Regions from separate parts of the Homo sapiens genome. Here region 2 is linked to region 1. A link is an interaction called in ENCODE POLR2A ChIA-PET data of the cell type or tissue named here. Cell type or tissue: A673. All regions are shown on one strand.

Region 1 (2,500 bases):
TGGGCCCTGGAGTGTCAGCTCAATTTCTGAAAGAGCAACAAGACTTGGAGAACATGGGCTTCTTTTCTAAGGATTATTGGTCTCTGACTTTCTGCAAATAACCACAGGTTGGCGCAAGCCTGAGGAAATAAGATAATGCGTATCCTGTTTCCTACTCTTATTTCCTTAACTGGTTCAGTGTGTACCTTTCCTGGTTTCCATGCTCTTCTCTGCTCCTAATGGTTCAGAGAATAAATATTAGGCTTCAGCAACCTAGGGATCCCTGGAAGAGTCATCTCATGGCTATTAGAACTTATGGAATACCACATCAAGCAAATGCAGTCTAAATCAGGTTTGAAAATATGTGAATTTGTAAACTTTGTATTTTATCTTTCTGATTTGCTTCACAAATACCAAAGAAACTTCTCTGAGGATGGAAGGCTTGCAGGTCAGGAACATGGTGTGAGGTCAGTTGGAAGTTAGGAGGAGGAAAGTATGTGGATAATCAAGAAATTATCGAATAATATAAGCCTGATGTAGCCCTGAATCTAATGGAGATAGGCAGAAACTCACAGAAGAGAGAAGTGAGGAAGATGAAGGGGTCACCAAACCCAGATATCCTCCCACTGATATGTGAGGCCTCTGGAGCGGAGCACTTGTTTCTACCATCTCTTACCTGCAATTCTCCCCTCTTGTTTTCCTTTCTTGCTGAGTTATAGGGTCTCCCCAGTCTAATCTCGTAAAGTCTTATGAAGACATCTGTAGGTTGGCTGGCTTAATGGTCCATGACCTCATAAACATGGGACAGGAGAGCCATTTGGTCCACTTCAGAGCCAGACCCTTCTGGACATTATTTATTTCCTACCATGGAAGCCTGAGACTGCTTGCCCTCTTCCCTTTCGATCTCTTTCTTGCTCTCTAAACATCATGTCACTTTGTCTCTGTCTCAGGCCCACTGGAAAGCACAACTCCAGGGTTTTGACACCCACGCTTGTATTCCTAAACTATGTCTTGGTTTTTGTTTCCCTCAGTGAGGGGCTGTGCCTGCATGGCGTTCATTCAGATGACCTCATCATTGCTCATAGCTCTCCTCCCAGGAATCTTGCCTCAGTGTGCTGGAGAAGTCAGGAACTGGGCAATTTTGCCTCTCCTTTTGTCTTCATTAAAGAGCTTCAGAGCTTGTGAAATCAGTGCAGCACTGGCAGCCTGGGGAAAATGGAGGATCACTGTGTGGGAATCCCCTTCATTGGATCACTGAGCACACAGTTCTATGTTTTTCTTTTTTTTTTTTTTTGAAATGGAGTCTCGCTCTTTTGCCAAGGCTGGAGTGCAGTGGCGTAATCTTGGCTTACTGCAACCTCTGCCTCCCAGGTTCAAGCGATTCTCCTGCCTCAACCTCCCGAGTAGCTGGGACTACAGGCGCCCACCACCACACCTGGCTAATTTTTGTTTTGTTTTGTTTGAGACAGAGTCTTGCTCTTGTTGCGTAGGCTGGAGTGCAATGGCATGATCTCAACTCACTGCAACCTCCGCCTCCCGGGTGCAAGCGATTCTCCTCTCTCAGCCTCCTGAGTAGCTAGGATTACAGGCGTGAGCCACTGTGCCCAGCCTAATTTTTTTTTTTTTTTTTTTTTTTTTTTAGTAGAGACAGGGTTTCCCCATGTTGACAAGGCTGGTCTCGAACTCCTGACCTCAAGTGATCTGCCCGCCTCGGCCTCCCAAAGTGTTGAGATTACAGGTGTGAGCCACAGCGCCTGGCCTGAGCACACAGTTCTAAATCGCTCTGTTAAGAGTCAGCAGCCCTCAGCCTCTGCTCTTTGGAAGTAAGTGTGAGCTGGGGGTGAAAGCCCCAGTACTGAGGGCTGCTGAATGTGAGTGTGTGCAGAGGAGAGCCCATTATATCCTGTGGACACACCAAAGTGCTCCCCAAGCCTTGAGAGTGACTTGTGCATCTGTGTTGGGGAACAGGAAGACAAGGTGAAAGCTGGGGGCCAACTGGTGTGTGTGGGCATGCCACACAGGCATTGCGGGGATTCTGTTGTTCAGGCCAAGATGAGGCAGCAGCCACTGTGAGAATACCCCAAGAATTCACCTGCTTAAAGTCACAGAGAAGATGAAGACAGATGAAGGGAAGGGTCTGATTCTCAGCTCTTTGGCTACTTGGCCTTTTTTCCTCTTCCCTGTTGCTCTCCTGCTTTCCCCTCCCACTCCGCAGCTGTAACATCTTGCTTTCCAGTTGCTGGCTCCCTCCTCTCTCTTAGCTTCTGCATTTATTTGTGAGGCTGTATTTTTTATGGTTTCTCCCCTTTGTCTACTATATTGTGTGTATTTTTCTCTTTGTCTTCTTTTCTTCCTTTTCTAGTCTCTCCACCCCATGTTCTCAACATCCCCTTTAAATTCCATAAGCAACCTCAATTTGGACATTTAATTTTAACCCCATCAAATTATTTCTTATAACAATCTGGGACTCTTTATGAGCTCTTTCTCCCCCATGCTGCTTCTGGAAACAGGTGCTTCTGTT
Region 2 (2,500 bases), 490 kb after region 1:
AGACACACATCACATGCAAACTTACACATACTCACTCATCAAACACACTTGTTCACACTCATGCGCACATCCTCTGCTATTCCTTTCTACTGACTAAGGATCAAGAACCCAGGCTTCTAGATTCTAGAGATTTAGAATGTCCAGCAGAATGCATGTAAACTCACAGGAAACCTATTTTGAGTTTCTTAGCCCAAACTAGAACTTCTTTACCATATCCTCTTCCCTGCCTCCAGATCTCTGGACCTCTGGTCCAGATCACGGAAATGGAGCCTGCAAAGGTAACTCATTCATTCATGCAACAGACGTTTTCGAACACCTGCCACCTATGTGCAGGAAGCTGAGGTAGACACATAAAAGCATAAGAACTTCTGCCCCCTAGTGTAGTGGAAAGAGCAAGAGCTCATGAGACAAGGACCTGAGTTCAAATACTGCCTCCGTCTCAACAAGCTGTGTTACCTTGGGAACATTACATAACCTCTCTGAGCCTCAGTTTCATCACCTGTAAGGTGAGGTTAATAAAACCCAGTAATGCTGTGAGGAGTAAAAGGCAGGGAAAACCTCCAACAGCAATGTGCCCACCCATGAAAAGGGTCCCCATTCCCTTCCCTAGCCCCTGCAGTGGAGGTGGAGGGAGAGCGGCTCCCCAACACCCTCCCTGTCCTGCCGTCACTGAAGCAGAAACCCAGTCTCCTTCAGCCTCAGACCCCACAGGTGCGCAAACTTCGGGAAACTTAATCTCGGACTTGGGCAGCTCCGATCTGACTCCCCCGCCCCCGCCCTCGCCCTCGGCCCCCGCCCCCGCCCTCGCCCTCGGCCCCCGCCCCTCCTGGTCCATCATGCCTCTCGCCCGTTTGCAGGTCGCGTTTTCCGTAATAACCTTTAATGCGGCTGGCCACGGCCCAAATGTTCGCGATGGAGTGCTGGGCCCCGCGCATCAGATGGACGATGAAGTGTTAATCATCCCCCAGGGAGCCGTCCCGCGGAAAGTCGTCATTAATTTCTCTGAATTACACCAATTCCGAGACATTCTTTATGGACAGACAGTGCGGGAGACAGTTATATGACAGGACTTGCTGTGCTAAGCAGATGTGGGAGAGATTGCGTCGCCCCATGAATACTAAACAATCGCTCCGAAGAAACCCCACTAGCTTCTGCGCTCAGAGCTGGGACTCGGCTTACTCCGTCTCCCACCCTGATGGGCACACCCCTGCAGGTGCCTGGGGTTGGAGAAGGAGGGCTGGCGCCCATCCCTGCTGCATAGGTGGCCTCCTCGGCTCCCCTCCGAAGTCAGGCCTCGGCCACAGAGCAAGAAGTGGCTCTGGGGCTCTCACCCTCACCTTCCTGGGACCCTGCAAGGACCCACAAACACCCTTGCCTTCCCTGCCATAGCCTTTGCTCCCTGCATTCCTTCCAGGGCCTGAACTGCTTCTAAACGTCTTGCTGTCTCCCCTCTCTCCGACTCTGATCCTCCTCTAGCTCATCACCCAGACGACTCACTACCTGCTCGTTTCTGAGTCTTCATCCCGCTTCTCCCACCTCCCATCCTGCCCCGCCTCCATCCCTCCGACCCCCTCTTCCTGCCCACCTCCCACTCTGCTCACTTCCCCAGCCTGACCACTTTCCACCCTACCCAGGCTGCCTGCCCATCTCCCCAAAGAACCCCGCCTGGCAGTGGGCATAGCTTTCCCATTCCCTCCCTCGCTCTAACCGGCTGCACCCTACACTGTGCCCCATTTCAAGTCATCTCTCCTACATCTGCTTTCACACCTCGCTCACCCTTCAGAATCTAGCGGGGGAGGGACAAAGTTCAGAGCAGAATGAAAGGAAGGGGGTGTGACCCTTTTCTCTCTCCTCCTGCCCTCTGCCTGCTCTCCTCTCTTCTTTCTGGGATACTGGGAGGGGAGTCAACGAGAGCTGGGGACACCTCCCCACCAGCAGAGTGGTGGGCGCCAGGGAGTGGGGGAGAAGGAAGAGGGTGGCCGGGGAAACCTGCCTAGGCGATGGGTCCCACCTGGAGAAAGCCCCGCCCACCACAACGAGCTCCACCTCCCCTGAGCGGCGGGGGAGGCTCCGCCCTAAGGCCGAAGGGTCCTCCTTGGCAGCCCGGGGACCTTGGGAGGGCCAGGTTTCTCGGTCACCCCAGGCCACTGTCCCTCGGGGGAGGACAGAGGCAAGTGCACACTGTTCCTGTCAGGCCGTCCCTCCGCCTTTGCCGGAGGGAGGACCCCCTCAGCGCCTTGCGCGGGTCTGGGGGAGAGGAAGGAAAGTGCGCAGCCTCTGCGTCTTTCCTCCTCGCAGGTAATTTATGTCTGAGAGCGGAGCAGATGGCGGGTAATTTAGCAATTACCGTGTGCGGGAACGGGACTCGCGCCTCCACATGGAAGCCAAAGATTCCCCGCCGCAGTCTCATCTCATTTGCTGCCTGTTTTCTCTATTTTGTCTCCCCTTCCCCCGCCACACCTCGCTGAATCCCAAAACTCAGGCGGAGGGGATCTCCTGC

What was found. Peaks named below come from ENCODE experiments on the same cell type or tissue, not always from the same donor. Only the 100,000 strongest peaks of a DNase experiment are listed, where the experiment ranks them.
Region 2: POLR2A ChIA-PET joins it to region 1 with 10 read pairs; 5 of 35 experiments call an interaction of 5 or more read pairs at or near these places.

The regions. Positions count from the first base shown.
Region 1 is chr12:54,228,392-54,230,891 of GRCh38, reverse strand. No RefSeq gene overlaps it. Among named protein-coding and RNA genes, the nearest start is that of MIR3198-2, 1.8 kb to the left of the region's middle. In A673, no CTCF peak of the experiment used is centred here; a DNase peak (open chromatin) is centred at 1,061; H3K27ac peaks cover 641 bases.
Region 2 is chr12:53,738,266-53,740,765 of GRCh38, reverse strand. It overlaps LOC105378250 (a long non-coding RNA gene), which reads right to left and starts at 1,172. Exons shown (of 5, transcript NR_189099.1): 1 at 878-1,172. RefSeq lists an enhancer at 758-1,547. In A673, CTCF peaks have their summits at 121 and 344 (motif pointing left); a DNase peak (open chromatin) is centred at 1,025; H3K4me3 peaks cover 561 bases; H3K27me3 peaks cover 284 bases.